2 separate regions of the Homo sapiens genome follow, and region 1 is linked to region 2. A link is an interaction called in ENCODE POLR2A ChIA-PET data of the cell type or tissue named here. Cell type or tissue: PC-9. All regions are shown on one strand. Each heading gives the region's core, and the rest is flanking DNA. Links, peaks and the distances in the headings are about the cores only.

Region 1 (5,382 bases), core at 239-5,238, 180 kb before region 2:
CCGGATTTAAGAGATTCTTCTGCCTCAGCCTCCTGAATAGCTGGGATTACAGATGCCTGCCACCATGCCCAGCTAATTTTTTGTATTTTTAGTGGAAACAGGGTTTCACTATGTTGCCAAGGCTGATCTCGAACTCCTGATCTCAGGTGATCCACTTGCCTTGGCCTCCCAAAGTGCTGGGATTACAGGTGTGAGCCACTCCACTAGGCCTGTTTTTATATCTTCTTTTTTCCCCCCTGAGAATTTCGGTATTTCCATTTGTTTCAGGAGCACTTTCCCTTACTTTATGGAACATGGTTATAATTGCTGCTTTAAAAAATGTTTGGTAATTCTAACATCTGTATCTTCTCAGGGTTAGTGTCTGTTGATTGTCTCGTTCCTTGTCAGTTGAGACTTTCATGGTTCTTCATATGCTGAGTAATTTGGGATTATATCCTAGACATTTTGAATATTACAGGACCCCAGGTCTGACTTAAATCCTAAAAAGAAGGCTTTTTTTTTTTTTTGAAGCAGGAAATGAAACAGATTATATTATTTTTGCGAGTCCAAACCTGCCTCTTGGGCTGTGGTTTCAATATCATTTCTGATTTCAGAGTGCAGTGCTATTCAGATCAGTCCTGTGTGTGTGCCACCCAGTGGCCAATCATGGGCCTGGACTGGGGTCTACCTTGCAGTTTCAGTTCTCCAAACATGTGGTATGGTGTTTAGGATCAGATCCATACATGTGTAGCCTGGAGGTGAGCCCAGGAGCTAAAACATAAGTTTGTGGGATTTCTGACTTAAGCTCCCTACTCTCCGTGATCTCCCCAACACCCTCTGGCTCCTTGGGGCCTCCCTTTTCAGCCCTCCAGTGAGCAAGCTTGGGCTTCAGTTTCTCTGCTCTGCCACACTTACCATGACTGTTTCTGTGTTTGGAGTCAAGTGGCAGGAGGAGAAAGGTGAAAAAAAAAGGAAGAAAGATTTGCCACACACTCTTGTGAACACTGCTCCTCCAGTCAAACAGAATAATTCCCCTCTCTTGGAATCTTAGATGACTGCCTAGCTCCACTCCCACCCCCTCAGCCTCTGCCACCACCACTGCTGCTACAATATTGCCTGTGGGCTGAGGCTGGAAAGAAGGAAAAAAAAAAACACCAGGAGTTCCCCTGCACCCCACTCTCTCTCTGACTCTTCAGAATCTCCTTTCTTGTGTTTTAGAGAGGACTTCTCTTGCAGCTCTTTCTGTCTTCCTCTGGTGCACACTTCCAGCTTTATGGCTGCCTTTTAGTCTAGGCTGGCTGATACTGGGAGGGAAAAAAATTCACTACTGATTTAGTGGGACTTTGAATTCTGGTCTTCTTCCCAAAGCCACCTGCTATGATTTATGTTTCAGAACTCTCAGATAGCTCCTCCATCCATTCTGTCCAGGATTTATAGTTACATTTAGTGTGTCCTTACTTATTCCATCTTTTCTGGAATAAGGCTCTCTTTTTGCTTTTTAAATCATCAATCATTTGCTATGTGGGAAATGATATCTTTGTTTATATGTATGGCATTTATTGTCTCCCCCACCCCCGGCCCCTGCAAAGTTTCATAAAAAACAAAACTTATTGACCAGCAATAACTCTTTATTATATGGCCGGAAAGAATTAGGCAATCCATCTGGAGAAAACAGACTGTTTCTCTTCGCTCACACAATACTTCTGACAGCAAATGTGTGGGGCTTTTTCTCCATCCCAAGAAGTTCTCCAATTCTGCTCCCATCAGCTGCATGCCCTACGATTTAATTCGATTTTGACACTGTCTACCTGGAGCTAAGCATCAGATCCCACAGGGTTAGTTCTCAGTCTCACAAGATTGCCCTGTTAATGGAAAAACCAAACTCTGAAAATATTTTAAAGAGGTTTCTTCTGAGCCAATATGAGTGACCATGGCCTAGAGAACACAGTCTCAATAGGTCCTGAGAAAGTGTGTCTGTGGCAGTCAGATTACAGTTTGGTTGTATAAATTTTAGGGAGGCAGGAGTTATAGGCAAAGACATAAATTCACACATGGAAGGTATACACTGGTTCGGCCCGAAAAGGTGTGATATCTTGAAGTGGGAGTTTACAGGTTATAGGCGGATTCAGAGATTCTTTAATTTGCAATTGGTTAAAGGAGTAGAGCTTTGTGTAAAAATTTGGAGTCAACAGAAAAGAAAGTTTTAAGTTAAGATAAGGAAGTATGTGAACCAATATTCGAGGTCAGAGTGACCCGTAGGGCTGAGTGACTTAGCCCTTGTCCGGCACGGCCTTATGTCCTCTTTATAATTTGATATCTTATTGTCACAAGGAGTCTGTTTTGTTAGTCTTATGGTCTGTATTTTAATATTAATGGTGGTCAGTTGTGCCTAAACTCCAAAAGGGTGGGGATATATCACCTCCCTTTGTGTCATGCTGGGAATTCCATTTTTAAGGATTTTCTAGGGTCCCCTTAGCCAAGAGGGGGTCTGTTCAGCTGTTGAGGGGCTTAGGATTTTATTTTTAGTTTTCAGCCTCTACTTCAGATGTCAATCACCAGGCCAGGTCTCTAGTACTTTTGACCAACCAGCTGCAAATTGGGGTTTCCCCTACCCACCTTCTCAGCAATACTTTGCTGGGATAGCTCACAGAACTCAGGCCATTTACTCGTTTATTATAAAGGATACAGATGAAGACTTAGGTGAGGTCTAGAAGGGTCCAAAGCATAGGAGCTTTTGTCCCTGTAGAATTGGGGTACCCCTCTCTCCCAGAGTTTTCATAGAATTTAATTTCCTCCCATCCCATTCCTGGAGGTCAGTGGGTAGGGCTGAAAGTTTCAACCTTCTAATCCCTTAGTTTTTCTGGTGTTGAGTCCCATCCTGAGGCTATCTGGGGTCCTACCCTAAATTACCTCATTAGCATAAACTCAGGTGTGCTCCAAAGAGGCTCCTTAAGAATAAGAAAGGACACCTCATGACTGAGGAAATTCCAAGGGTTTTAGATTCTCTGTGCCAGGACCACGGACAAAGACCAAATATACTTCTTATCACACTACACTATCCTATTTTCTTTTCCTCTACATTTCATCCTATTTTCTGAGTCCACAATTAGAGGCATTCCACCCAAAGACGAATTCTCAAAGGAACAAATTCACACCAAGATTGAACCACAACCTCACCTGGCCTGCACAATGCCTTCAATTGTTTTTCTGGCTTGCATTTTCCCCTCTTATATTAATAGAGAAAAAAAGAGCATTCCAGGGCCATGAGCCCTCTTGAGATGTTGAGCTTGAATGATTGGGAAGATGATAGCTCCTCATCCAGATATGGAGTATGGAATAGGAAAGAGGGTTTGGGGGGTGGGACAGGAAGTGATATGTTCTATCCATAACACATTGCACTTGAAGCACCTGCCAAAATATCCGGGAAATGGGAGCCTGGAGGTGAGGGTCAAAGGCCAGACTTAGGTGGCATAAAGAATGACTTGGAATAAATTATTGTGGAAGGTCTACAGGAGAAAATTATTATGGGAGGACAGGGTGTGTATCATGGTGAGAGAAGAGGGCCAGGGATCTCGTGCACAGTGTGCTTAACCTTCAAATTGCAAGGACTTCCCACTGTGACGCAGGCCTCAGTTCTACACAGCTGCTCTTCAAGACCACTCCCACTACTGTGCCTCCCCACCATTCCTGAGTATTCTCCACTCCCAGAGCCTGATGACTTTCCCTAAGCTCCCACCTTCAGTACACAGATTGGCCTTTATCTCAAAGGCAGAACTGGTATTTGGGTACCATGGCAGATCTGTTGGGGGAGTTTTTTCAGATTTTCCTGATTCTGGCCCCTGGTGGAGAAAAATGATCTGGGGTAAAGTTGCAGCCTGCCTGACCCATGCAGGAATTTATCCCTTAACTTGGGCCTACTAATCAGCACAATTACCTCTGAACACTAAAATAACAAGGCTTTCTGATCACTTTACCATTGCCAAGTTGTATTTACAAATGTCATCATACTTTATTGTATCAACCATTATATCAGTCATGGTATGCTAGGTTTTGCTGCAGTAACAAACTCAAATCTCAGTGGGAGATTTGATGCTGTACATTCAAAGAATGGTGGGGGTGCTTACAGATCACAGTCCTCTGAGACCCAGGCTAACCAAGGATTCCACAACCCTAGCACCAGTGGGAAGGAACACGATGATTTGTACATTGAGTCTTAAAGCAGCTACCAGCTTTAAAAAAAAAAAAAATTTAAAAAGAGAAGTCACATTCCATTTGCCACAGCAAGTCACCTGGCCACATTTAACTTCAAAGGGAGGGGAAGTGAAATCTCGTCCCTGAAGGCGAATTGGTGAACTTGAGTCATGATTACCACAACCATGCCCTCTAAAATCATTATAGCCACATGACAGTTGAAAAACTCAGACTAGTAAGTCACTTTTCCAAGTCACACAGTCAGGAAGTTAGCACAGCAAGGCTCCAAGTGCACATTTGTTTAACTCTAAAACCAATGTGCCTTTCACAACCTGATGTGCTGTCTTCATGAAACCGTTATCCAGAAGAAAGTTCTTATTAGCTTCAAGGAAACTTCAGATGCTGACAAGTAAAAAGTTTGACATGTGCAATTAACTTAATCAATCAAAAAGAAACAATGTGTTCCTGTTTTCTTTCCTTTTGCAATTACCTGTTTTTAGAAGGAAGGAAAGAAGGAAAGAAAAGAAAGAAAGAAGGAAAGAGAGAAGGAAGGAAGGAGAAAAAGAAAAGAAAGAAAGAAAGCAAAAGAAAAGAAAGAAAGCAAAAGAAAAAAAGAAGAGAAGAAAAGGAAAAAGAAAAGAAAGGAAAGAAAAAGAAACCAAGCCTTTTGGCCCACCCTTTGACCTACACCACAATATCTGATTGCATGTCAGGGTGATTTGGTTTCTTTCCCATTGTGTGGTATTTTCCACTCACAGGACTGGGTCAGGAGAAGTTTGTATCTTAATCTACACGCTTGTTCTTGCTCATGTTTGCCTCTGCTTGATCCCATACCCTTCATTCATCCTTTGGAATGTTCCCGTGACAACGGAAGAATGGCAATATAGCTAGCCAGAAAAAAGGGACGGACCAAGAACAGACCAACTTCTCTCAGACTGAGGATGCTAATGGGGAAGGCACAGGACATGAGAGTGTTTTCTCCCCATTTTCCCCCTTGAGAGAATTCAGCAGTTAGTGAGTGTCAAGCCTGCTCTGCAGATGAGGAAACTGAGGCTCAGCAGGGTTAAGCCACTGCTCAAGGTCATAAGGCTAGTACCCAGATGAAAACCAGCTGCTATTATTTTTTCCTGAATCACTGCTTCGTTTTCTGTCCATTCCACTCTGCAACCTTCCATCTCTCCTCCTAGGAAACCTGCGCCCAAAGCATGCAGC
Region 2 (5,382 bases), core at 216-5,215:
TTTACATTCCTTTGGCTATATACCCAGTAATGGGATTGCTGGGTCGAATGGTATTTCTGACTTTAGGTCTTTGAGGAATTGCCACACTGTCTTCCACAATGGCTGAACTAATTTACACTCCCACCAACAGTGTATAAGCATTTCTTTTTCTCCACAACCTCACCAGCATCTGTTATTTTTTGTCACTTTGATAATAGCCATTCTGACTGGTGTGAGTTGGTGTCTCATTGTGGCTTTGATTTACATTTCTCTAATGATCAGTGATGCTGAGCTTTTAAAAAATATGCTTGTTATTGTCAATTTTATAGTAGGGAAATTTCACTATAACTTTTGCTGATGTGGGGTTATTCCGAATTTTGCCTATTATCGTTCACATTTTTGGTCATGTATACCTCAAATTTTCAGTCTTTAACAAACAACATTCCTATGAGTAAACATATTCCTGTTTAAGAAGAATGATATTTGAGTCAAAGTCGTAGTCACAAAGAAATTAATACTAAACAGTGTGACTGCCTGGAAGATATGCCCGACAAAATGAAATACTTAGGATGTAAAAGTACAGGAGTAGACTTTTGGGTGGCTTAGTATGGCAGTGTTAGATGCTTGTCTTTACAGAAGGAAATGGGAGAAAGTTCATTGTTTTTATCATTTCATCATGCTGTGTTAATACTTGATATTTAGAAAATTGTACGTGTCCAAGAAAAACTGAAAATAATCTTATTATCCCATGATGTTTTTATATAAACCTACAGATCTAGACTTTTACCCATTGCTATATCTGTAATAAGCATTATGGAATAATGCTGATGTTCTTCCATTCTTTGATATGCATGAGGATATTTTTAAATTTAGATGTTTTATATCCAAAACAGTTCCAGACACTACCCGCAAAAATAATCAAGCTTCACGTGGTGAAGAGAACGAGGGATATGTTCCTGGGAAAAGCCCTTAGCCAGAAGGCTTAAAACCAGATAGAAACTTTAAAAATAGCCTTTTGTGAGGCAAATGTAACTTGCTGAAAATCGTCTTGCACAGTTTTGAAACTAGGATGAACCCCCTGCCACCCAGGAGTCCAGGACCACTCTGTGGTCTGATGCCAGGAGGATGTACTTGCATATTTCAGATGCTTCATATTTTGTTTTTGATGTTCTGAGCTGGTAGAGTTGGGTGCAGCTCTTCTTGGATTGATAAACCATGTTCCCAGATGTTGAATTCAAGAAGGAATTTTTAACTCTTCCATGTTTAAAAATGATTTCTATGGCTGAGAGCTAATACACTCCCTCAAATCAATTTGGGAAATTTTTTTGAGAAGAAATTGAGTCTTTTTCACATTTGAGTAACTTTATACACGACGCGCAACATGCCCTGTAAATATAGATAGGCCACCTACAAAGTGCACTGGGTGATATTTTATACTGCAGATGTTCTAGTTTGCACCTGATGAAACATGTAAAATGCTTATCAAAAAAAATGAATTATACAGTCCCACACAACCGTTTGCTTGGTATTTGCTAAATTTGATTCGGCCTTTAGATGATAAAAATGAACCAGTCCACAGTAAACACTTAATGTGAAAAGAGATAACGGCAAACTGGAAACTTTCTTATCCTGTCATTTTGATCCATTTTTGAAAGAAAGCATCCTGACAGCAACAAGGAAATACCAGCTTGGAATTCATACCTATTTGATTTGGCAAATGTGAATAAACTATTCTTTCAGAGGATCCAGGAAGTGAAAACATGGGCCAGTGACTGAAAAACCACCTTAGAGATTATCTGATTAACTCTCTCATTGTACAGATGGGGAAACTGATGCTCAGAGGTGTCTAATGAGCTTCTAGGAACAAGTGAGGGTGGGGGCTGAAAGTCAAAATAAATACCCTGACTTATCTTACCATTCCATCTCCTGCTGGTCAAATCCAGCTGGAAACCAAAGGGCAAGGGCTCCTTTCTGGGACATAGAATGGGACAAATAATGGCAGAGAATAGATCCGGGAAGGCAGAGAACAATCAACACAGTGATTACAGAATAAAAAGATCCTTTAGGAATGCAGTCATCTGTTTATTCAGTAAATTTCCGTATCTTACTAATCACAACAGCATCCACGTACACTTAAAATAGTGCCTATATGTATGTGTGATACTTGTTTACATAACAAGCTTGCTGATGTTTGGTGCAGTGTATGGGTTCAGGCTTCTCTGACAACAATACCAAGACCTTCCGGGGATCCACGGTCTTCTGCATGGGGGATTTCTGCAGAAGGAAATATAACACTCAATGGACAAATCCCCAGCTGGAAGAGGTCTCTGTTTATTAGTACTGCTTTTTGAATATAAAATCAACTCTATCTTTTAGGAAGATAGCTAAATGTTGCTGGAAGTTGGAATGAGAGTTTTAATTACGAGCTAGACACTGTATGAGACATCTTTCCTGTGCTGCCTCAGGTCCTCTTGACTGTAATCAACTCAGGAGTCTTGGCTCAGTCCCTGTGAAAACTGTCCTCATGTGGACAAATGCCACAGCTCCTAGCCTCATGTCTGCCACCCTGGGGCTCCCTGTTGACTCTGAGGGGCAAGACTCCCAGGACCCCATGGATGCTCAGCCATGTGCAACCAGGAGGGTAGGGAGGTGGCACTGCTGGGAGATGGGAATTAGTGAAGTTCTTTTGCTTACCCCTCTCTGAACGGACTGTCCTGATGCTGCCTTTATGATGGTTCCTCATGATCCCAGGCTCAGTTGCACTGGACGCCAAGCAGAGGTCAGTTGGGGAACATGCCCCATCCTGTTTTCTCTCCCTCCTTCCCTGCCGCACTCTCCATTGCTCTCCACCCTGAATAAAGTAGTGGCTCTGCTTCAGGGAACCCAGGCTGAGATAGATACCAGGGCCTCCCTTTTGGGGGTTCTCTTTTGAGGTCCAGTTTTCAAAGGAACTGATTGGGCAACTGCAAAATGAGTATGTGAAGACATTAAGTGGACCAATTTGTAATTCGATTATTATAATTATCTGGATACCTCTTTGGCTCAAAAGGCAAATGTTGATCTGTTTTAAGAACAGAGAATCATAACGCGTAGAGCCCTAACCTGCCTTCCTAGCCTCACCTGATGCCTTCTCAACCCTCATCTAGGGCTTATTCCTTTCCTTTATGACTTGCCAGGAACAAGGGAAGAATAGGAAAAGTCAAAATAAATACCCTGGCTTCTCTTGCCATTTCATCTCCTGCTTGCTGCTAGCTTCCTTCTGACAAGGGAGAAGTAACTGGGATTCACTTTTCCATTTTCCTAGCTGGATGATCCCTCCCTGACAATCCAGAATGAGATGATGGTGCCCGGGCATGGGGGGAGTATCCACGTGTGCTGATACCTCCTCACCTACCCTTCCCCAGAGTAGATACACATTGCCCCCAAAGAACATTTCACAGTTCTTTATTTCCAGCAGTAGATGGAATCGGGAGAAGTGTATTGGAAGTTTTGCTTGGGATCCAGCTGCCTTAGTCTCCCCTACTGTGTCTTGTTACTACATAGTGCTGGTGACCATGGGCAACAGTGTATGAGACATGTCTGTAGCCTTAGGCCTGGTGCTGGCACAGCAGGTCCTCTGTTCCTGGCTAAGTAGCTTCAAAGCTGGCTCTCCTGGAGGTTCTGCGAGCTGCCTGATGTCCTTTAAATATATTTTCCCCTGGAACCAGCTAGGGTGGGTTCTATTTGCAACAGACCAAGAGAGCACTTTTAAAATCCTTGAAATTTTATGCGAAGTCCCAGGCTTTCATTTGTATGTCATTTAGATTTTTTTTTTCCCCTCTGTTTGTCCTGTTAGTGTCTCTTTGGGATCTCCACATCTATCAACGGATTGCTTGCATTGCTTTTAAAAACTGTTGTTTACAATGACATTCAACACTTGTAAAAGTTATTTGCTGCCAAGAGGAAACTAAATGCATTGTAATTAAATTTATTTCAGGCTTTGATTACTAAGAAGTGCAGAGATACATCATTCACTTGTGCTTAATTTAAAAAGTATTTTGGTCATAATACATAAATTAGTTACCTTTGTAGTTTGCTTATAACCCATAAGACACTCAACTGGATAAAAAGCTGCTGGCTACAAATAAGTAACCTTGTCATCACATGCTAAAGGTGGCTAATAGGTTTGTCCCTACTGCCAACTATAATCAACTTATTTTTAACATGTATAGTCACATTGTAATTGATGTCTGGAAACCTGGTTTCCTTTTTTCCTTTTTTTTTTTTTTTTTGTTAACTTTTATTTATAGACACATGCATATAATTTAAAAGTCAAATAGCCCAAAAAGACTTATAATGAAAAACATATTCCCCCAAATTCCATCCCACTCCCCAGAGGCAAGTGTCTTCTGGCATTTACCTTAATTTTTCTAGACAATGTGAATTATCCAGTTAGGATATTCCTTCTTGACTTCTTGTAAGGTAACTGGATTGAGCACTCCTATATCAACCACTCCCCCAGCTTCACTTTGGCACCCTAATCACCCCCATGTAGTTACAACTGAACTTTTAAATAGTTATTGTTTACATTATGACTATGGAAAAAATAGTTCACTACAGTTCTTTCATATGTTATCACATATATCACTTTCTAAACATTTCTATATATCTGTATTAGTCAGGGTTCTCCAGAGAAACAAAACCAATAGTATGCATATATAGAAATAGGTTCATTATAAGGAACAGGCTCACATAGTTAGGGAGGCTGAGAAGTCCCAAGATCTACATTTGGCAAGTTGGAGACCCAGGAGAGTCGATGTTGTGTTCCAGTCTGAAAGCCTGAAGTCTTGAGACCCAGCCAATAATTCAGTTCAAGTCTGAAGGCAGGAAGAGACAAATTCCAACACAAGCAATCAGGCAGGAGGAGTTCCCTCTTACTTGAGGGAGGGTCAGCCTTTTTGTTCTATTCTGGCCTTAAGCTGATTGGATGATGCCCACCCACCTTGAGGAGGGCCGTCTGCTTTATTCAGTCTACTGATTCCAATGTTAATCTTGTCCAGAAACACCCTCAAAGACACACATATTATTACCAGAATAATGCTTGACCAAATATCTGGGCACCCTATGACCCAGTGAAGTTGACACATAAAATTAATCACTGCAATATCTTTCTGACATCTATCCATTTTTCTGAGTACTCAAACACATAACCTACCATTTGCATTTTGCTTTTTCTTGGAGGCCTCCTACCCTTAGTCTTCCACCCTCCTACTCCAGTCTGGACTAGTTGTGTTCTAGGCTGGGAGCATAGCTAGCATCCTCTATTGTGGTGGCCCCTGTCTACCACATCCTGCTTTCTTGGTTACTGAAAGCACATCCTCTAATAGCTTCTCAAGAAAGGGTGCGAGGGAAGTATTGTTTTAG

What was found. ChIA-PET counts read pairs that join two places held together with the same protein. Peaks named below come from ENCODE experiments on the same cell type or tissue, not always from the same donor. Only the 100,000 strongest peaks of a DNase experiment are listed, where the experiment ranks them.
Region 1: POLR2A ChIA-PET joins it to region 2 with 8 read pairs; 8 of 35 experiments call an interaction of 5 or more read pairs at or near these places.

Annotation. Positions count from the first base shown.
Region 1 is chr15:71,102,656-71,108,037 of GRCh38, forward strand. It overlaps a transcript of THSD4 not described here. Among named protein-coding and RNA genes, the nearest start is that of THSD4, 10 kb to the right of the region's middle. RefSeq lists enhancers at 479-548, 719-768, 909-1,018. In PC-9, for the core only: a CTCF peak has its summit at 653 (motif pointing left); no DNase peak of the experiment used is centred there.
Region 2 is chr15:71,286,643-71,292,024 of GRCh38, forward strand. All of the region lies in intron 6 of THSD4 (thrombospondin type 1 domain containing 4), which reads left to right. It overlaps LOC124903521 (a long non-coding RNA gene), which reads left to right. Exons shown (of 2, transcript XR_007064701.1): 2 at 1-5,161. LOC124903520 (a long non-coding RNA gene) reads right to left here. Exons shown (of 2, transcript XR_007064700.1): 2 at 3,931-5,382. Among named protein-coding and RNA genes, the nearest start is that of THSD4-AS1, 100 kb to the left of the region's middle. In PC-9, for the core only: no CTCF peak of the experiment used is centred there; no DNase peak of the experiment used is centred there; H3K27ac peaks cover 1,350 bases.